3 separate regions of the Mus musculus genome follow, and regions 1 and 3 are each linked to region 2. Evidence: chromatin loops called from intact Hi-C (ENCODE). Cell type or tissue: heart. All regions are shown on one strand. Links, peaks and the distances in the headings refer to the core of each region. The heading gives the core; the rest is flanking DNA.

Region 1 (7,540 bases), core at 1,005-6,004, 140 kb before region 2:
GTGTTTGTGTAGCCTTTGAACTTTCTTTTACTGAAGTCCATAGTACACTCTAGAGCACAGACAAGGGAAAAGCACTTCTTCATATGTGGTGAAGGAACGGAGTCTGTGGGTGACACAATGTGCAGAGCACAGTGGTAGCTCAGATGTTGACAGCATGCCATCTGACTAGACCATGTGAGGTAGGTTCATTGTTTGTGTCCCAGTCACTCAGGAATGATCATGTGTCCTTATCATGCTCTTGGAAAGTTGACTTCATTTTAAATAAGAAACGAAATAGGGGAGCATCTTTTCCTGCCATGGGCCTTTGCTGTCACTGGCTGCCACTCACTGGAATGAAACTAACACTGGGGGAGAAGATGGAGTGGGCAGGGAAAGCCTCTTCTTGGGCTCCTGACTCAGTCACCCTCAGAGGCATTCTTGTCCCATGCCAGCCGAATTATTTCCTAGTTATTTAAGTCAGTGTGACAGGGAAATTGTGTTACCTGCAGACAAAAAGTATCTTGAGTGATGTATCTTATAATACTCTATTTTTATCTAGATGCTAAAACAATAGAAGTCATTATAGGTAACAGAGGCAAGAGAGTAGGTTGGGGCGTGGCCCCTGGGCTTGCCTTGCCAATCTCCCCCATCTGTCTTTTTAACTCCTACACTTTTTATACTCCAGGAATACTTAGTTCACTTTCTCTTCACATCACCCTTTTGTACAGGCTGTACTTTTCCCAGAAAGGCTCAAGTTCCTTGAAAGAAGTTGCATGTACACACAGACACAGACAGACACACACACACACACAGACACACACAGATACACAGACACACAGACACACACACACACACACACACACACACACACACACACACTATGCACACTTTGATCACATGGCAACTGCTGCTTCACTCTTTGAATTTTGTTTATATACTATCTCCTCTGAGTTGGAGGTAGAGTTATTCCTTTGCGAGCCCTCTTCAGCCCCTTCTATTTAGTGATGCTTTAGTAGACATTTGTTTGTTGATCTTAATGATTATCACATCTCAATGTGACATCCTTGTGCTACCTCCTGTCTTTGGTGTGATCAGGACCAAGATTCACATGGCCCTACTGCAATGAAAATGATGTTCACATCTATTTATCAGGACTTTGGCTCAGATCTCCAGCATTCTCTCTCACTTTTTATTGCTCTCAGATCACCAATTGTTAGAGCACTGTCAAAATTTATAGAGATGATCAGGAGGAAATGATCATGCTGGTAGCAAGCATGTCAGAATACTTGTAAGCAAATATTTTCCAGGTCTTCAAAAAGTTCCTTAACTGAGCAGGGAAACCAAGATGACTTGTAACCAACTGAGTCCTTGAGGGAAGCCATAGTCACAACCTCCTGAGGTCTTCAGACAGATGCCAAAGGCTAAGTCACAACTGAGATTTTAACCCAAAGACACTGAGATAAGTAGGACTTTGTATTTTGGTCCTCTAAGTTTTGGTAGTAGTCTATTACACAGCACAGCAAAAAATTCAGTTTCCATTGAAATGTCTAGTTCCCCCAAGACAACATCCTCACTCTATGTTATAATTAGTTAGGGATATACTTGCCTGCCTTACTAGATTATAAATCCTGTGCACACAAGGCATTGCTTGTCTTGTGTACTACTGTATCTTCAGTAAATCATTATATTATTATACATAAAAATATGGAAGTCTCACTAGATAAGAATGAACACTTGAATCTCTTCAGTATGTAGTACAAATAGTGTTGTATAAATAGGGAGTTGGCCAAAGGAGGGATAAAATGAATTTAATGTCAAATTATAAGTGCTTATCAGGCTAACTGATGTGAAAAGATTGGTATTATTAAGCAAAATATTTACTCTGTAAACTGGCACTGACGTGGAAGTGATGTCATTCACGAGGCGAGAGGGAATTCACACAGCATGGCGTAGGGAAGACTGGCCAGGGTGGCAGAGAATCACCTGGGAGGACCGCTCCCTCTATAGGCATTCTGTTGCTCAGTGATAAAGCAGAAGGGGGACCTGCATCAGGTTAAGCTTTTTTCTAGTGTAATCTCTTTGCAGGTATATGCTCTATCATTCCTCAGTTGAGATTATTTCTGAAAGGAGGTTTTCCATATGATTTGTGTTTGTCAGCCTTCTCTAGAGGAACAGAATTGATAGAATGACTGTGATGGTTACTTTTAATTTTCAGTTTGATACAATCTGTACTCACCTGGGAAGAGAGTCTTAATGAGAGGTTGTCTACATCTGGACCTGGACATATCAGTGAGGGATTATATGAACTGAAATGGGAAGGCACCATCCTGGGTAGCACAGTTCTTGGGGCAGGGTCATCCTGAAGTATATGTAGAGTGGAACAGTGTGCTGAGTATAATATACACACATTCAGTGTTCTCTGCTTCTTAGACATAGATGCAGGATGGCTAGCTGTCTGGAGCTCCTGACATCACGACTTCTCAACAGAATGGTTCCGTTAACTACAATAAACTGTTTGTTTTATTAAGTTGTTTCTGTCAGAGTATTTCATCACAGCAATGGGAAAAGAAACTAAGACACCATCACCCTATTTAAGGGGACATGTGTTCCTGTGCAAGGTACAAGGAGAAGAGGATTCAGGAGGCTTGCAGAAACTTCTGAACAATATATGAACTGGGCAAAGATGAAATGGGTGCCTCTGATATGCTATATATTTCTATGCACTTCTGAAAATGTTCTGACATGAGACTAAATGACAGACCAGTAGATAGTTATCAGCAGTCGAGACATCCTGCAGATTGATAGAGGGAGCACAGCAGAACTTAAGTGCAACTTCACTAGGAGCTTATAAAACAGTTGCGAACAGAAGGGGTTGCTACTGAGATGATATGGGGTCCATACTCTGATGTCAACAAAGGAGGAAGGTCACAGGATCCTGGGAGGTTGAAGACATTGCCAACCTCTGATGATACAGTTGATACACTTTATTAACTCACACAAATATCATTGGGCCGACAAATGCCAATGAGCACTCAGGAATTTGAAAAGTATTGGTCACGAAAAAGTGGGCATGGACACATACTCAGGCTAGTATAGAGGGTCCATGTATACAGGTCTACACTCAAATGCACATAGGCAGGCATGTGAAGGCAAAGGTTCGGATGATTACCTCGTGCCCCAAGACTATAGATAGACACAAAAGCCAGGGATGGTTATGTAATGGATTACATCACTGTCTGTGATTCCCGATATGTGATGTCAGCGTTATTTTGTGCTTAGTCATAGCTCCTGGTTGACCAGGGTTAGCTCTCTTGGCTCATATCAGACATTCCTGTCAGCACTATGTTCTCTAAACATCACTGTGCCCTTGTGGCCCTCTGTGCTGATAGATGGCTCAGTGGGTAAAAGAATTCACCTGACAGTTTGAGTTCACTTACTAGCGCTTACATAAGAGAGGACACACCTGACTCCCACAGGCTGCTCTCACCTCCACAGACACATTGTGAAGGTCACACAGCTTATCCCACTCACACTGCAATGCAATAAATGATGTAATAAATTCTGTTTGTTATAATTAAGAATGAAGGTTTTTTTTTTTATAATAGATTCTAATCATGATTTCCTCCTCTCATGTCTCCTCTCAGATCCTCCCCACTCCTCATTCATTTAACTCCAGGCCTTCTTTATCTTTCTTTGTAGAAATTAAAAAAAAAAAAAATCCAACAAACAAAAACCCAAACCAACCAATATTATAAAAAAAGAAGGAAAAGAAACGCTTGAAAAACGCACATGCACATACCCCACAAAGATGGAAACTATTAAACACATGCAAAAGATCATTAAATTAAAAACAATGCCTAAAGAAATATGAGACAAAAAGATCTCCAAAAATATCATTGAGTTCATTTTGAGTTGGACATGTACTTACTGCTGGGCATAGGGCCAGACCTCAAGTATAGGTTATACACACACACACACACACACACACACACACATACACACACACGCGCGCGCGCGCACACATTTATCCAGTGAGGCTCCATTGAAGAAAACTAATTTTTCCTTTGTGAGCAGTTTTCAAATAGAGATAGTTTCTCAGCTAGGGATGGGGGATGTGTCCACTTACCTTTCTCAGTGTTGGGACCCTGTCAGCTTTGGACTTATTGCTGCCACAACTCACTCTGTGAGTTCTTATGTGCATGAGTCCTGTTGTGTCTGGAAGACACTGTTTCCTTGGTGTTGTTTGCTCCCTCTGGCTTTTTCTGCCTCCTTTTCTGCATAGCACCCTGAGCCCCGAGGTCAACACTGTGATGAAGACATACCAATTAGGACTGAATGCTTCCAGTTCTCTTACTCTCTGTGCATTATCCAGTTGTCTGTCTCTGTAATTAAATAATGTAATTTTTTCTTAAAGAATAGATATCAAGAAAAGAATTAACAAGGAAGTCACTGCATGCAAAATATTGCTTTCAGAATCTGGATCTTAGCAATGCCTTCACAAAGTTTCTTTTCCCTGAGAGTGTCAGAGACCCAGTATACACATGAACATTTAAAACTGATAATCTATCCTGTTTCAGCAATAGTTGAGAAGGTAGTACTTCAAGGTATGTGTCACATCATCAGGACCTTCTATATCTACAAGGGATAACTCTCACTCTTCTCAAGTAGAGAGTATTTGCATTGTTCTTGACAGTTTAATAGAGTCCCTGGCATAGCATAATAATGTGACCAATAATGATACCACCCAGCATCTGAGGAATTCCTTCATTTCTCAAAATTCTTTCTGCCATTTTATTAGCTTTACATTGTACTTTTATTAAGTAGTTCACATGTCCTAAAAGCAAAGTTTCCGTGCAAGTTTATTCATTTCCTCATTCAACAAACACACTAAGACCACTCTGTGGGTGGGGGCCCAATGGGAATGAAGTGATCAGTAGAGATGGTTGCTACTGTTGGGGACTCTAATTCTGGGTCAGGCAGATACACTGTAGATAATTCCAGTATTGTGAGGTATTGGCTTTCCTTACCCACAGGGCATCTGTCTCTATCCCTCACCCAGCCCATACACCCTTGGAGGAGTGGAGCCCTTTAGTACTTTTGACATCAACAAATTCAGTGGCAATCTTAGTCATGCCTTGAGAGAGAACACTGCCAGGAGCCACTAGCTACATAGACCATGACCTTACTTTTTATAGGTGTTAATGGCAGCTTTGCCTATAATCAGGTTTCTCTCTTAGTACAAGCTCTTAAGTTTAGAAAGGTGTGAGGTATGGTACATTTTAATCTATGAAGCAAGCCAGTGGCTCTGGAATTTGTGCACACTGGCTCCTGAGAGTCTGATGTGCTCATCACTTTCCAGCTTGGTCCTATCCCTCCCACTTAGTGGGAGAATTTTCCCTTAGGAATCTGGCCAAGCTTGTAGATCAGAGTTTTTCTCACCACAGAGTGGCTTGCCCAGTGTTTACCAGCACCGCCTTTCACCTGGGACTTGATTAAGTTAAAGGATTTACTAAACTACTCTGCATATGATATTCATAAAAGCCTCTTAATTTTAGCTGGAATATAATTATACGGAGTGTATTAATTACTTGTTCCTTCTCCACACACAGGGGTTAAAACTTCCTTAATTTGGCATGTAAATATATGCAAAATAGCAAACAATTCAGGTGTGTGCAGAGAACTCTGGAGTATTAACAAGGCAATCTTGATTACCCAGCTGCCAAGGAAAGCTCATTCCGAGCCTCGCTCCTGCACCACTACCTACCTCTAGGAACAAACTGATGAAAGCAGCCTTCTCTTAGTGACAAAGACCTGTCTTCTCTTTGGAGTAAAGGAAAAGAAATGAAAAGGAAAGAAAAAGCAAGTTGAAACAGAAAAATGCAGATGTCTTCATCATGAAGTCTTTTTTTTTTTTTTTTTTTTTTTTTTTTAAGAACTTCAGTTTGAACACCCAATTCTGTGTTGGCAATGCATGCTCAACACATAGCACTTCCTTAGAGAGGTGAGTATGTTTCTTGTCTCTATACAGTTTTCCTAATTCCCACACTGGACATTTCAGCATTTATAGTACCTGCTACAATGGATTTTGATAGAAGAATGTGTTAATAACTTTTTTTGTAGCTGGAACAAAATGCCTAACAACAGCAACTTGAGAAAGTGAGCGTGTATGTTGGTTCAGAGTTCACATTTACTCTGGTTCAGTATATCATCGTGGTGGGTGTAGAGAGTGTGGCTTGGAGAGGGGGGAGGGAGTGGTCACATTGCATCTACATCCAGAAAGCAGGCAGAGGCAACTGCTGTCACACCACTAGCTTTCTTTCCTTCAGCCCAGAGCCCTAGCCTGTGGGATTGTGCCATTCACGTTCAGAGTGGGTGTTTTCACCTCACTTAAACTCTGGAAATACTTTCACAGACACTCTGAGAAAAGTTTCTCCTGTGTGTTTCTAAGGCCTATCCCACAAACAATGAAGGCAAACCATCACAATGAAATTTAGTAAATATATGCTGAATCCATTATCTAAATGCCTCAATTTTCTCTTGCAAGAAATTAGAAAGTCCACATATTTGCATGTCAAAACAACCACTTCTCTTTCTCTGCCTAGACAAGCACATATCCTTATTACCACAAGGATTTCTAGTGGACTCTCTCATACTTGTCTCTACTTTGCAACAGGCACACTTTAGGGATATTGTGTGAGTAGGGATGAGTGTGCCCTGGGCTCAGCACCCGCATGTAATAGATATTATGTCATCAAAGTAGGAAAGACATGGAAAGATTTGTAATCATTTCCATAGTATCACCAGGGCTGTAACCACAGCAAATACAGGGGAGCAGAGGGGTCTGGATTCTTTCAAGTACTAGAGTCCTAAGCTGAGGGCTACATTGACACCTAGAGCTTTGGCAGAGGATCAAGTTTAGGAGCACATTGCCTTAGTTGGGGAAACAGAACGCCATATTTGGTTTGAAGCAAGGGCAGAAATATAGAGAAGACCTCAGGCTTTGCCAGACTTGAGTGACTGCAGATGAATAAACCAAGCTCACTGACAACCATCTGGTATGGGCTGGGGGCAGGTTGGGGGAGGGGATAGCTTACAAGGTTGTGAGGTAAATGGATGTGAATTTTGAGGGTCTACAAGGGATTTTGGAAAATTATGTAGGTGAGCTAGCTCTAAGTCATTCTGCTTTTAGGAAGGCCAGCAGGAGAGAATTATCATCTCTTCAAGGGGAAGCACAGACTGCTGTTAAAGGTAGTTAGCACCCATGGAAGGAGTTACAGAGACAAAGTTTGGAGCTGAGACAAAAGGATGAATCATCTAGAGACTGCCATATCCGGGGATCCATCCCATAATCAGCTTCCAAACACTGACACCATTGCATACACTAGCAAGATTTTGCTGAAAGGAGCCAGATAGAGCTGTCTCTTGTGAGACTATGCTGGGGCCTAGCAAACACAGAAGTGGATGCTCACAGTCAGCTATTGGATGGATCACAGGGCCCCCAATGGAGGAGCTAGAGAAATTACCCAAGGAGCTAAAGGGATCTGCAACCCTATAGGTGGAA
Region 2 (7,540 bases), core at 1,767-6,766:
AAATAAGAAGTCCATTTCAGGAAATTAAGAAATATCTGATTATTTTCATCATAACAATGTTATTTTATATTTCTCTGTCACTCTCACTCTCTCCCTTCCCCACTTTGTGTGTATGTGTATGTGTGTTTCAGAGTGCCAAGGGGTGAAGGTAAGGGAACAACTTAATTTCAGGAATTCATTCTTTCTTTCTAACATGTGTGTTCAGGGATGCACGTTGGCTCACCCTTACCTACCCAGCTATCTTATCAGTCTTATTCATTTTTTTTGCCTAACAAATGCCTGATATTTACCATTTGCTATTGGTTAGAGAGAAGAAGTTTGTAAAGCATGGTTATAAAATTACATGTGGATTAGTCATTTTTTCTTGTTGAAGTTACACTTACACCTAACTAAATTACCTTGATGCTTTTGTCATAAAGTTTGAAAGAATACAGTCCATCATGGTGGATGAGATCTGCTGGTCACATTGTATCTTCAGGCAGGTAAGAGAGGGCCAACAGGTGGTATAGATAGTCTATACAAAACTTTAAGGCTCACCTGAGACCTATAAACAGTTCCTGTTGTACCTCTCCTACCAGATTAAGAAGCAATAAAAGCATGAATTTTATATGGTTATTATTATGGGACTAGTCAGGAAAGTGAAGGCTAGCTTGTCTCTGAGGTCATACACATGCTTCTTTGGAACTGGGCAGTATATGGAAGATGGGGACAGTAGAAGGAGAAACGTTCTGGTGAGTGATTGAAGTTCTTTCAACCCATTTTTCATGGAATTTTGAACTATGAGGAAGCTGGTTTGGAAGACAGCAGGAAAGAAATCTTATAAGAAACAGAAGGTCATGGCAGAAATTGAGCCACATTTTTGTCGGTGGCACAGAAAGTAAAACAAAAATATGCCTAATGAACTTGAAGATTTAGCTAAAATCACTCCAAGGAAAGTCATTCAACAGTGATTTAATCACTTAGGAAGAGGTTTAAAATGAGGCTAGAGTTTCAGCTTCTAGGAATTCGAATACTTGCATTTAGAACAAAAGGAAAGGAAGGAGGAAGGGAGGAAGGAAGGAAGGAAGAAAGAAAGGAAGGAAGGAAGGAAGGAAGGAAGGAAGGAAGGAAGGAAGGAAGAAAAGAATGCAAAGAATATCAAGATAGTGAAACCAAGAGTCCAGAGGCCACCGTTGGACCTAACCATGACCCTTTGACTTTTGCATGGCTATATTACAGAATTACAAATGATAACCCTGGTACATTCACTCCTATCTTAAAAAAATAAGACTTTAAAAAGTGATTATTTTATGTTCATCTCATAACTTTATGTACTTAAGTAATTCCTGATTGTTGATGAGCAGCATCTCCTTTAACTGTGGTATATTGATTTTCTCCAAACTGAAACATCTGCTCTTGGAGGAAAGTTTGTAAAACATTGCAGAAGAGGGCTGGAAAGATTGTTAAAACCAGAGGACCAGGAAGTTGACTTTGAGATTTTTTCTTCTTGAAGTGGTAGAAAAACATCTCTCAGGACACCAAAACAGGATGGCCACTTTAATAAAATCTGAACAAAGCAGCATCAACAGATAAGCTCACAATTCATACTTGATACATCTCAGTTGAAGAGATTTTTGGATTGTAAGTTGATAATGTGATGGGGGGAGAGTTTAGTAGTCCTGAGCACTGTGAGTAGATTTTAGAATTGAGAGTAATTTAATTTGTTGTGGCTAGAAGAGGAATATGAGATGGGCAGACTCTACTATGGACACCAGTGATCCCCTCTTCCTCAAATTCATATCCTTTCAGGATTCCTTTCTTTTGTGTAAACTGAGCCTATTGCCTCACATCTAACAGATAGAATGTGGCAGATGACAGGGTATCTATTACATTTCTCTTCACTATGGCTAAACATCTGACAAGAAGCAAGTAAAGGAAAGTAAATTTTATTCTGGCTCTTGGATTGAGGTTATAGTCCATCATGGTGGAAGGGCAGAGAATTTGGAATAATAGAAAGCTACAGTAGGAACTATGCTACTATGCCTGTCCATATCTGTATGTATCAAGTAGTGGGAAACAATAGAAAGTGGGGCCAAGCTATGAACATCAAGGACTACCCTCTATAGTTCTACTTACTTCAGGTAATCCCCACCATTCTAGGATTTCAATGCTCCAACAATCATCATTATCTGAGGACTAAGTGTTCTAATATGGTAGTTTTGGGGGGACATTCTTCACCTATCCAGTAACAGATGTTAATTTTGATGCCTGATTACATACATGAGCTTTCTGTCTGTGAGGGAAGTTCTTTCTCAGTACCTCTTGAATGATGTACCCTGAGGGAAGTCATCTGCAAAACCATAAGGCAATGTCAGGCCCATGGGAGAAAGCGTGAAATCTGGTTTTCAGAAGCCTGTTAAAAGCTTTGAGAATAAGCAATAGAGCAAGTCCTTCCCGATCCAATGCTTAAAATAACTGCAGTCCAGCCAAACCTTGATTATAGGTCATGAGGGAACAGGATCTCAAACTACTAAGCTAAGCTGATATAGCCAACTTCCGCTGTTTTCAGCCTTTAAAGGATGAGACAATAATTCATGCAGAAAATGATAAAAAATACATTAGTGCCTCAGAGGAAAAACTATACTATAATATTCCAATTGCTATTATGCAATGTTCTGTGAGGAAACACTTCTCATCTGTTGAGTAAGATGACATTTCCAGTGAGTTCATCATTCCCCCAAAGAGCTTTTTCTTCCAGTTTGTTCTCTTCCATCTCCACTTGCTTCCTGGAGCTTTAGCCTTTCTGTTCTTTTAGTTGCAAAGTGAAACTATCTATCACTGTTGAAAAGGCTGAAGCTATTGCTCAGATGGTAGAGCCATTGCCTAATGGTATAGTTGATCTCCATAACTGCACAAACCAGGCACAGTGGTATCCATTTGCCTTTCTAGCTGGGGAAGAGATGTTAAGATCAGGAGTTCAATGTCATCTTTGACTATATAGTGAGTTTGAGGTTGACCTGGGTTACACATGACCCTGTCTCGGAATGATGAAAGAAAGAAAGAAAGAGAGAGAGAGAGAGAGAGAGAGAGAGAGAGAGAGAGAGAAGAAAGAGGAAAAAGAGAGGAGTGCAGAAGGAAGGGTAGCTAAAAGGAGTGTGGTTTTGTCCTTGTATGACCTTAGAATGATTCAAAGTGATGTCTGTAAGGCCCATGCTAGATTGGTGGGTTCTTATATAGTTTTCTATCCTGCTTTACCTTGTGCCAAGTACTGATCACTGTTGTGTGTGATTACCTTAGACCACTGTAATACCAACTTTAAAGGGGCTTTCCCAGTGTTGCACTTAGTAAGTGGAAGGCTGGAATATTTTATTATTGTGGTGGTGAAGATCTAACCTAGTGCCTCTAGCCAAGTGCTCAGTAACCTCCACTATGGATCTGAAATGTGAGCACAGTCCTGACCGTGAGGACCTAAGCCTTCTCTCCTCTAGTCAAGGATCTTCTCCACAGGAATGGGCTGGAGAATCCAGTGGGCTGCTGCCTGTGCCCTTGAAAAGAGGCAGCTGGAACTGACCTTAAATGCCGTTCCAAATGTGGGCGGGCGGTGCTTGAACTAGCTGTTTGCTTTGATTGTCAAGATCAGGAGCACCTGACCATCACAAAGGAAAAATCAGAGGATTGAGACATTTGGCTGAATGGAATGGAAACTCCTGGGTGATGCCTGTATCTAAGACAACCATGTCAAGGACAGAGGCTGGCCATGTGAGAATCCGTCATGTGCTGGAGCACTTAGGGAATGCCTCACAGATCCTGGGTCATCCTGACACCTGTCACTGACTCAGCTATTTTTAGGAGGTGTTAAGAGTTTAAAATGCAGCAAAATCTCAGATTTTAACAAGGGTTTTGGTTCTATTTTAACAATAAGATAGTCTTTTGTTTTTGTTATTGTTTTGAAACAGTCTGTTCTGAAACTCACAGGCCTCATGATTCAGTATCCTAATTGCTGATTGCTGAAATTAGAGGTAAAATTAGCTCAGTGCCACCAGACTGATCTCTAGTCCTCTCCCAAAGCACTTCATTTAACTTCCATCTCTTTTCTTTTTTGGGGCGGTGGGGTGGGGTGGGAGAAGGGTGCAGGGCTTTTATTGATTATAACTCACTACGTAGCTTAGTCTGGCCATGAACTGGTGGCAATCCTCCTGGCTCAGACTCCTGTGTGCTGGGTTTACAGATTTGCCACCATGCCTGGCAAAAACAACTTTTAAAAAGCTAATTGGCACTAGTATGATTTTGAAGTAGGATTTCAGTTTAACATTTTAACAATATTGTTTTTTATCATTTTTTAATTTTACAATTAATTTCTTCAGAATAAATCCTTTATATTTCTTTCTTTTAAAAGTCTGCATAGTTTCTTATCATAACTTTGGAAAACACATTACATAATTATTAAAATAATTTTTCTCATATACAGGCTATACATTCAGTGAAACTGTGATGAGCAAGTTTATCTTCTTTCACTGTCTGGCATCTGAAGGTTCTTTTCACATAATTTCCAGATTTTTTTCTTCCTCTTATTTTTCATTCTTACATCTGAAATGAACACTATATCTAGTAAGATAGCTCAGAAGATAGACCATGTAAGGATGGCTTTGATCTTTAGCATAATAGTATAAGTTTATAATCTCAGCACTGGCAATATAGAGGCAAACAAAAAGCTTTGGTTTTGCTGGCCAACTAGCCTAGTTGACAAGCTACAGGCAACTGAGAGACCATTGAGAGAAGCAGAGACAGAGGTAGAGAGAGAGACAGGGAGACAGAGAGACAGGGAGACAGGGAGACAGAGAGACAGAGAGAGAGGCAGAGGCTGAAACAGAGACAGAGAAGGAGAACAGAGTTTCAGAGACAATACCAGGAGATTTGTTTTGCTGTTCTGCACAAACATGCTTGAGCACTTGCACAAACAGAAACTTTGCACATGCAAGTGTAAGTGTGCACCCCTACCCACCGCTTACATACACAGGAAGGAAAATTAATTGGGAAGAAAATATGAGCAAGCATATTTTGTTTCTTTTCCAATTGCACTCCTCTCAAGTGCCAATTCTCTTCATTCAAGACACAGGGGAACTGCAGCTGTTTGAGAGTGGGCAGAAGCGGGATGGAATTACACGGACACCACCATATGTGTATTGTGTAGAGTCCCTTGATTATTCAAAAAACTTCTTGAAGCTTCCTAGAAAGAATTATTGTTTCAAAGATTTGTGCCACATTTTCATAATAAAATTATTCAGGAAAAATGCTTTTCTGTAAATATTCTCTATATTCTCACAAACTTCTGAGACTTTGGGGTCAAAAATCAGGGCAAAATTTGTGTTAATTACACACCAACACACATGAGAAATGATTTTATTCATCCACGGGACCCTCAGAACTATTGTGATTCTCTCTGGAAAGTTTCTTTAGTGTACCCCTATGATTTTCTCTCAAATCCTCTTCTACAGACCTGAAAACAGTGCGTGGAAAGCCCACATTTGCTATGGGCATTCTGTTACTGTGATAGAGCAGCCACTGAATTAATTCAGTTGGCATTCAGGTAGGCTCTATGCCCTTCAAGACTTATTTTATTTGTGAATGTAACACCATAAGTGACCCAAATCATATACTATAAACGTCTTGGGTGTAAGTAGAATAGTTTCTGAGAAAGCATGACGACCTGAGTTCAATCCAAACTAGTCATGTCAAAACTAGAGAATGGAGTTGAACACTTGTAATCCTAGCACTGGGGAGGCTGAGACAGGAGTCAATTTAGCCAAATTAGTGAGCTACTTTCAGTGAGAGACCCTACTATAAAAAGCAAGATATATAGAGAGACTGAAGAAGACACTGGGAACCAACCTCTGATGTCCATACACATACACATGTACACATGTTCATCTTTAAAAAACACATTAGCATGCACATGTATACACACACACAGACACACACATACAACTTGTGATAGCACATCTGAATAATTTAAATGTTCAATTATTTTCAAAGTGAAAGTTTGCACACTTCCTATTGAGTGAGATGACTTAATCAACAAATTCCTTGAGATTATTTTAATAATTAATCTGAATTATCACGTGGAAATTTTGTTTTACTTTTTACGTGTCTATTTTCTTTGAAGTTCAAGCATACTGCTGGAACACCAATTAGAAGAAAATTGGATGTTATTTAATACAAATTAATATTGTTGAAGTTGTGCAGTTTCAACACTTAGTAGCCTGTGACTGGAGAACTACTATGAATTCTGGGATAGCTTAGACAATTACCTGCCAATCAGAGGCACAGCAAGACTTGGTCTCAAAGAAAAAAAAATCTCCTCATCCACTAACAACAAAAATCTGTATATGGTTTACTCTGATTGGCCATGACAAACAAAAGGCAAAGGTGATTGAAATTCCATCTCTCTGTGATAATGGAACCCAGGCCGACAAATCTCAGTTCAGAAGTCATGTCACTTTCTAGGTCACTAGCCAATAATTAAAGTCCTTAGAGTCTGAGGAGAAGGCTCCCAGAGGGAGACTGGAGAGGCACTACAGACCCTCTTCTAGCTGCTCTCTATCCCAGTTTTCTCCTCTCAATATGAATTGGCGAAGCAGAAGCAGCCCAGTTCCATTGTGTAATCTTCCCCAGGAAAACCTCAGAGAATGTGTTTATGGGAACATGAGAACTGTTAATGAGGTTGAGAGGGGAACAGGCAAGATAGAGAGAGTAGTCGAGGGGTGAAAAGAGCTATCGTATCCCTAGAAATCACTGAGGTGACTGCTATGTCACCTACATCAAAGGCATACATGATATTGTGCTTGGCAGTCCACCTTTGGTCCTTGGCATGGCTCAATACCACTCACTGATGGAGTCTGGCACAGGATTCTCAGGGCCATTTGGTTTTCATGACTTTTTTGATGATGAGACTTGGAATTGCTGAAGCCCTGCATGGGTCTGGGGTCAGTATGTGCTTGCATTAACAGCCCTGATTCCTCGCTGCTAGGTTTCCACAGTATGTATGTGTCTCTCAAATGGCAAGCACACAAAGACTCAAAGAGAGCACACACTGTACTTATAAACAGAAGTAAACAGAGCACAGGCTGGCTAAAATTTCATCTTATGACACTGAGAATGTTCTAAGTTTATAGTTTAATGTACAGAATGTACAAAATGTTAAGAAGCAGATTAAAGTAGTCTTGGCAGGCCTGAGATTTAGATTTCCCACCATTTGAACAGAGCAAGGTTAGAAAGGCGAGGGCTTCTCTTTTACTGATTCTTTCATAATATTCACACTGTTCTCCTTTCACAGTCTAATGCGTCTGTCCCTCATGATGTATCCCAACTGTTTGTTAGGGCCACTGTCATACAGAAAGCGTGGAAGAGTGAAGAAAGGCCTGATTGATCACAAGGTCCTATCAGATGTCAAAGCTGGCTCTGGATGACCTCGCATCAACCCAGAGCTGCCTGATTTGATCTTTACAGGAGCGGCTTCTCCTGGCTGGCAGTTCTATCTGGAAGCCATGCGTCAGCACTGAGC
Region 3 (7,540 bases), core at 1,005-6,004, 78 kb before region 2:
TAGTCCCACTTTGCTTAACATCTTTTAGAAAAATGCAAAGATCAATAGATTAAGATAGTTACAGCTATTGGAAAAATGAAGAATATATATATATATATTTTTTTTTTTGCTCATATTTCCTTCAGGATATTCTGGCTGTGGTTTGTTCATTCTCTTTATGGAATGTACTTCAGTAACTCCAAATGACTGGCACCTTTTGCACTGTGGCTTAGCCCTGAATTGTTCACCCCTAAAGCTCTTTCCAGTTTTATGTGATGCTCTTTGTATCTGCTTCATCCTTAGTTATGGCAACCTGTGTATAAGGAATAGAACAGCCTCAGGTCTCAGGTCTCAGAAAACTGTCCTCCTCAGCATCATTATGCAGACTTTGCCTTGGATCAATAAATGAATAGATGAATAAATGAATAAATCAATGTGAATTCAAGACTCACCGAGGGAGCTTTCTCTTTTCCCCTCCTTACCAAATTCCCCCTTCTCCCTCTTCCTCATTCTTCCTCTATCTCCCTCTCTATCTGTCTCTCTGGTGCAGCTTTCTCTCAGTTCTTTCTCCATCAAGTCATCCTAAGCTCTACCTCCTTCTTTCATTTTTTTTTCATCCAGCTTTTCTCCCATATCCTTCTCCTCCCCTAACTTACTTTTACAGTCTATCAGATATTATCATAGAACCTTACTGTACCTGGAGCTGGAGCTCGAGTGGGGACAGGTCTGTGGGTGAACAGGCTTGCTGATATGTGAATATTTGCTTTTTACTGTTCCTTTCTGTGAGGGCCAACTTTGCCTGGCCCAGTGTGACCTCAACCCCCACTCTCTTCTTTCCATTGTAAACTTCTGTCCGTACCAGTCTCTAAGGTCACACACCGAGGAAAAATAACTGTCAGGCAGCATGAAGTTATTTAATGATGACTTAACAGAGCCTGGGAATAAAGTCCTGTGAGCAATTTGTTATATATTTAATTTAGGAAAGATTGTTACAGTATCAGAGGAGGAAAGGAGGAAAATATATGGCTACCCATAAAAATGCAGTAAAAACATGCATATAACCCTTCTGTTATGTTGAAATACTGTCATTCTGTGATTAAAGTAGGGCAGCAAAGTGGATGCTGTTGAGTGCTGTGCCAGGGTGGCGTAAGGGAGTGAGGAGAGATCCAGCTTGTGGGCTTTATCTTTTCTGGAGCACCAAGAAATGAAAATGTCACAAAGTCCAGGAGAGCAGAAATTCTGAGCTTCTAAAAGGAGAGCCATGTAAATGGTGAACCAGATGGGCCATGAAATGAACCTGAATTTAGAGCCATATGAAACCTGTTTTCTGTAGCCTGACAGATTAACAGGAGCTAAGGTCTAAGTCTCATGATCTTGGGAGAGAGGCTAGTGTCATTCATTCTGAATGGGTAGAGGAAAAAAACCTGTTTTTAAATCTTACTCTTGGTAGTAATTTAAAATGTTATCAAATACATACATACATGCATATGTAAAAGGACATACAGAGATGTTTGTAGGAAGTGATCAAGGACACTAGGAGTTGTAAAATGCATGGTTTTACAAGTGGGATACAATTGTTGTGACATTTCTCAAAGGTTGACTAGATGCTCTCAGTGCTTCTCAGAAGCAGCAAGACCAGGGGCCACAAAGGATGGGGAGAAAGTGACAGTTCCTTCTATCTTTTGGCTCACTTTCACCTAGTCACTCTTAGAGGATATTGCAGCTTTGCTTGACCTTTAGATTAGCACTTGGAAACTCAGGAAAAGGAGGTAGAAAAAGAGTATAACAGAAGCATTGCTGTGCAGTGCAGGGAGCAAACCTCTCTCAACCCCAGCTCCTGTCACCTCAGACTTTTCATGATGAAAACAAAAAAAAATATTTCCTTAGTGACTGCCAAGTCAGGTCTTCAAATGTATCTGTGTCCAGCTACTTCAGTGTGTCACTCAGTGTATATCTGCAAAACCAGACATTATTTTCTCCTTTCAGTGAATCAAGAATTAGACATGTATGATGATTAGCTTGATTGTCAATTTCATGTAACTTTGTGCTACCTGGAGATCATTTCAATGAAAGGGTATTTATATTGGGTTAGCCCAGGGACATGCCTGTCAGGGCTGGTCTTAATTAAGTTAATTACCTGGGAAGATGCAGTCCCAATGCAGGCTACACTATACTCTAGCCACCTGTATAAGGATGGCGACATCTAGCTTGTGCAAACAAGCAGATGAGCATATGCACACTCATTTCGCTCTGCATTTGACTATGGATGTGACTGGCTGCATCAAGTGGCACGCTATAACATCCTTACAATGATAGTTTGAAACCTGGAACTGTGAATTGAAATAAACCTCTTTCTTTTTTAAGTCACTTTTGTCAGGGTGTTTTATTGACAGTAACAGGAGCTAGAACAATGTGAGAATAGCTCATGAGATGTTATTTGCATACCCCAGATGCACAGATTCAATAACTCTCCATATCACATATTCCTTCAAAGGAAGAACTTTGGAAGGAAATATGGACCCGAGAGTCTGAGAAAGCATGTGCAAAGGGCAGGTGTTGGTGAAAAACCTCAACAGAACAAACAATAAAAATGGCGGCAACCATTGGAATGTTGCTGAAAGGTTAAATGTATGATGTTTCTTACCCAGCTTTCCCAGTTTTCATATTGGCTCTGAAAGACAAGTATTCTACATTTTACAAATACAGAAAGTGAGGTTCTTTGGGTCCTCTGTAGTCACCAGGAGAACTCTTTGTCTGTAGAATAAGAATAGGATTAATAAACTCTCTTGCCAGAGAATGGACAAAACAGTCATTCCTACTACATCTTTAGATAGTTAGAGGCAAAGAAAAAATCATGCAGCTCAGAAATTCAAAGGCTTGCGAACTGGGGTGGGGAAGAACAGGCTTTAGGCTGTGGGGTTCTTGGATTTTTAACATTTGGTCACAGATTGAACATTAGGGGTACGTGGCCGTGTAAGCTTCTCAGGCATCTCAGGTCTGAGGTGGCTTTGTGTCTTTTTGGGTTGGAGATTTTCAGCAAGTCAGTTATACCTGGCTCTGAGGCTAGACTGGTTCCAAGGCAAGCCATGGTGGAGCATTTGCTTTGGGTACTTTCTGCTCCAGACAAAGTATGTTCTAGAATAAGCTGTTTCTGTTGCATGAGCCTTAGCTCCAGGGAGTAGTGAGAGAGCAAAGATGTAGCCTGAGATTTTCATAGAGTGTAATATTTTGAGAGGTTTATATAGACAGAAGCACAGCCCTGGTTGGCAGCCAGGCCAAGTGAATCCCTGAAATTCGAGATAGAAAGATAGGGTTCTATAATGTGGTCAGAACAAATGACTTTATCCAAGCTAGAATATACTTTACCTTTCCTGAGCTAATCTCAAAAGCTGAAATGTTCCTGACAAAGTTCAGCTAGCATGTTTGTCACAGAGCACTCTAATGGTTTTGTCTATTTATAGGATGCTGGGAAACTATGACGGAAAAATCCACAGGGGTTATTCAGGGGCAATTGTGGCATTTACCACTCAAGGCTATTGAAACCATTTCAAGCTGACTCTGCACATTGAGGGCACTAGGCTGTTTACCAAGTAGCAAATTCCAGACTCAGGTCGGATGCTCTATCTAGGAATAGAGAATTTTGCCTCTATGACCTTGTCTTTGTTTTGGGCTTATATGAATGGGCATGAACAAGGCTGTTTGCAGGGACAAACCCAAGCAATAGACAAATCTATCTATCTATCTATCTATCTATCTATCTATCTATCTATCTATCTATCTATCTATCGATCATCTATCTACCTCTATCTATCTATCTATCTATCTATCTATCTATCTATCTATCTATCTATGTCAATCAATATCTAGATATTTAAATATCTAGTATATGTGTATGCTGTCATCTGTCATGTACTCCAGACCTTGTTTCTCAAGACAGAGTCTTGGCATGGATCTCACCAAGGTTAGCAGGCTAGGGAGCTGGAGAATCTGCCTATCTCCATCTCCAGTGCTGAGAGTACAAGCTCAAATACTAATTCCACGTTTTCAACATGGCTTCTGGGAATTGAACTCAAATTTCCAACCTTGAAAATACTTTACCAGATGTAGAGAGTGAAACCATTTATAGTCATGAACACTTTATGTGATATTACTAAAAAGGCATAGCTGTAAGATATCCATGTATGTGTTGAAATGATTTAATAAGATTTTGGCTGGCTTATTTATAATATCCAAAAGCTGGAAAGAACCCAGATGTCCCTCAACAGAGGAACTGATACAGAAAATGTGGTACATTGACACAATGGAATAATATTCAGCTATCAAAAACAATGGATTTATGAAATTCTTAGGCAAATGGATGTCTTGCGCGCGCTTGACTGGCCAGGAAGAACGACGCTGCAACAGGATCCTTCTGCACACGTTTATTGGGAGAGCTTGATTGTAGAGGTGAAAAGACTTCGAGCCCAGAACTGGTGCTGCTTTTGTAGGCCTAGGAGGGGCGTGTCTCACACCCGGATTGGTTATGCACTAAGCCTCATTTGCATGTTCCTCACCTGATTGGCTACTCTCTCAGTACCTTACAGAACCTCATTATCATACCTCATTTGCATGTCTCATATCTGATTGGTTATACTCTCAGTACCTTACAGAACCTCATTATCATGCCTGGGCCAGGCAGTGTCTTTGCAAAAAACTTTACTGCATATGTACACATTGGTTGTTTGTCCAATCTTATGCGTGGTGGCCAGCAGTAGTCGGTGCCACTCTGCAACGGCACATGTGGCTTCCCACATGGATGGATCTGGAGGATATCATCCTAAGTGAGGTAACACAATCAGAAAAGAATCACACATGATATGCACTCACTGATAAGTAGATATTAGATCAGAAGCTCAGAATCCTTCTTAGAAGTGGGAACAAAATATCCATGGATGGAGTTATAGAGACAAAGTTCAGAGCAGAGACTGAAGGAACGACCATCCAGAGACTGACTCATTGGGGACCCATCCCATAAACAGCCACCAAACCCAGACGCTATGGCAGATGCTAACGAGAGCTTGCTGACAGGAGCCTGATATAGATGTCTCCTGAGGGGCTCTGCCAGTGCCTGGCAAATACAGAAGTGGATGCTCACATTCATCCATTGGATCGAGCACAAGGTCCCCAATGAAGGAGCTAGAGAAAGTACCCAAGTAGCTGAAGGGGTTTGAAGCCCCATAGGAGGAACATTAATGTGAACTAACCAGTACCCCCAGGACTCCTTGGAACTAAACCACAAATCAAAGAAAACACATGGTGGGACATGTGGCTCTACTCTAGCTGTATATGTAACAGAGGATGGTCTAGTCGGTCATCAATGGGAGGAGAGGCCTTTGGTCCTGTGAAGGTTCTATACCCCAGTATAGGGGAATGCCAGGCCAGGAATGGGAGTGGGTGGGTTGGGGAGCAAGGGAGGGAGGATTTTCAGAGGGGAAACTAGGAAAGGGGATAACATTTGAAATATAAATAAAGAAAATATCTAATAAAAATAAAAGAATTTGGCTGGTGATCTTGGACATTTTATTTTGAAATGTGAAATATTTACCCAATCATAAAAGCAATTTCAGGAGAATGAAAAGAAAACCTAGAGACTGACTGGAAACATTTGAAACAGATATTTGATAAAGGATTACTTTCCAAAATAGACGAAGAATTCTTACATTCAATAATGAGAAATTGAATGACCTTATTAAGAAATGGCCAAAGACTTGAGTAGATATTTCACAAAAGAAAGTGAAAGGAGGCTAAAGTCCACCTCAGAGTTTAAAAGAACTTGCCATTCTTGCTGGGACCCTGGCTAGGTTCCCAGAACCCATATCAGAAGTCTCACAACTGCCTGTAACTCCAATTTTTGTGGATTTGGTTCCTTCCTCTGGCTTCTGCAATACTGCACCCATATGGTGCTTATATAGATAGGGCCACACACCATAAATACACACACACATTAATTTTTTTTAAAAAAAGGAAATTAATAGACAGCAAGTAAGCATATGAAAAGTTGTTAGGAGAGTTCAGATGAAAAAAACTGAGATACAACTATAATACACCTCCATATGTATATATGTACAAGATAGGCAAAATTCACAGCACTGGCAACACCCAACATATTACAAAAGAATCTTCACTTCATTCTTGCTTCATACAAAACTAAACAGAATCTCATCTAATTCAGCAACTGTATTCTTGATGCTCCTTCCAAATGAACTGACAAGATGAATCCTTGCAGTAATAACATCAGTGTGGACTTATAACTGCCCAGACTTGAATTTAATGAAAATGTCCTCCTCTGGGTAAATAAGCTGTAGCACACGCAGATGATAGGGTCCTTTAACAGTTTTTCACTGCATGCGTATGTGTGTGTGTGTGTGTGTGTGTGTGTGTGTGTGTGTGTGTGTAGTGGAATATGCTTGTGTTTGTACAGCTTCCTGTAGACTTCAGAAAAGGGTATTGGATCCTCTGCAGCTGTAGCTTCTGGTCCTGGTAAGCCACCTACCATGGGTCTGGACACTGAACCGAGGTCTTTTCAATAGATACACAATTCTTAACCACTCAAGTTTCCCTTCCACAAGCCCCCATTTCCCTGCTTTAAAAAATTAATTAGAAACATTTTTTAGTCGAATACAATATTATTCAGAGATAAGATAAAGGTACCATAAATCCACAGAGACTGACAGAGGGGTCTGAAATACACAGAACAAGTAAAAAGAGCCAATCAGGAAGGAATGTGTTGTGAGTTCTTGTGTGTCACATAGGAAGATAGAAGACTTTCAAAGAAATCAAAACTTTGGGAAAAAGTTAAGATGTCTTGGTTGCCAGAAGTTGAAGGGAAGCAAGATAAGGGGAGTGGAGGAAAGTTCCTAGGTGGTAAATCTACCCTGAATAAGACAATTCATATCATGTTACATCAGGAAACATAGGACAGGCACCAGGAAGGAGTTCTGGTGTCAAAATGTTAGTCTCCAGGCAAAGTATGTCATCATTGAATTTTTATCAGCTGTGATTAATATATTTTCTGATGCCTTGAACGTTGACAATGGACAAGCTTGTGAATTTGTGGGTATAGAAGGCTTAAAAAGGTTTGCTGTGTTTCTGCAATAACATCTTATGTGAGCTGAAAATTGTTGTAAGGAATAAAGTGTTTTCAGGAAACAAAAATGATCTAAATTTTCATAATGCAGGGATGATCACTCTGACTGCCACATGCATCTTCATCTTCATACAGGGAGTCTGTGCCCTGTATACCAGGTGGTACTTTAGGCACTAACAATGGGTAAACAGGCAGAAAATTCTTACTTTGTGGAGCTTATGTTCTACATGGGTTGAGAGCTGTGATAGTCAATAAACAAGTACATCATAGAACCATCTTTGAGTGTAATAAATGCTACAAATGTAAGAAAGCACAGCAGAAAGGATACAGAGGAAAGGTGATTGCCTTGTAAATAATGTGCTCAGATGACATTTTCTAGCACTGCATGGCTTTCAGTTACAGGGTGATGGAAAGTCATCAGATGGTTGTGAACTT

Evidence for each region. Hi-C counts contacts between places; a loop is a spot of excess contacts. Peaks named below come from ENCODE experiments on the same cell type or tissue, not always from the same donor. Only the 100,000 strongest peaks of a DNase experiment are listed, where the experiment ranks them.
Region 1: it touches region 2 in a loop (3-fold over the local background); 4 of 42 quality-filtered maps call a loop at or near these places.
Region 3: a loop joins it to region 2, with 6 times the contacts of the local background. A loop is called at or near these places in 4 of 42 quality-filtered maps.

The regions. Positions count from the first base shown.
Region 1 is chr3:21,403,045-21,410,584 of GRCm38, reverse strand. No RefSeq gene overlaps it. Among named protein-coding and RNA genes, the nearest start is that of Gm31610, 83 kb to the left of the region's middle. In heart, for the core only: no CTCF peak of the experiment used is centred there; a DNase peak (open chromatin) is centred at 3,334.
Region 2 is chr3:21,268,569-21,276,108 of GRCm38, reverse strand. No RefSeq gene overlaps it. Among named protein-coding and RNA genes, the nearest start is that of Gm31610, 220 kb to the left of the region's middle. In heart, for the core only: no CTCF peak of the experiment used is centred there; a DNase peak (open chromatin) is centred at 3,708; H3K27ac peaks cover 962 bases.
Region 3 is chr3:21,345,551-21,353,090 of GRCm38, reverse strand. No RefSeq gene overlaps it. Among named protein-coding and RNA genes, the nearest start is that of Gm31610, 140 kb to the left of the region's middle. In heart, for the core only: no CTCF peak of the experiment used is centred there; no DNase peak of the experiment used is centred there.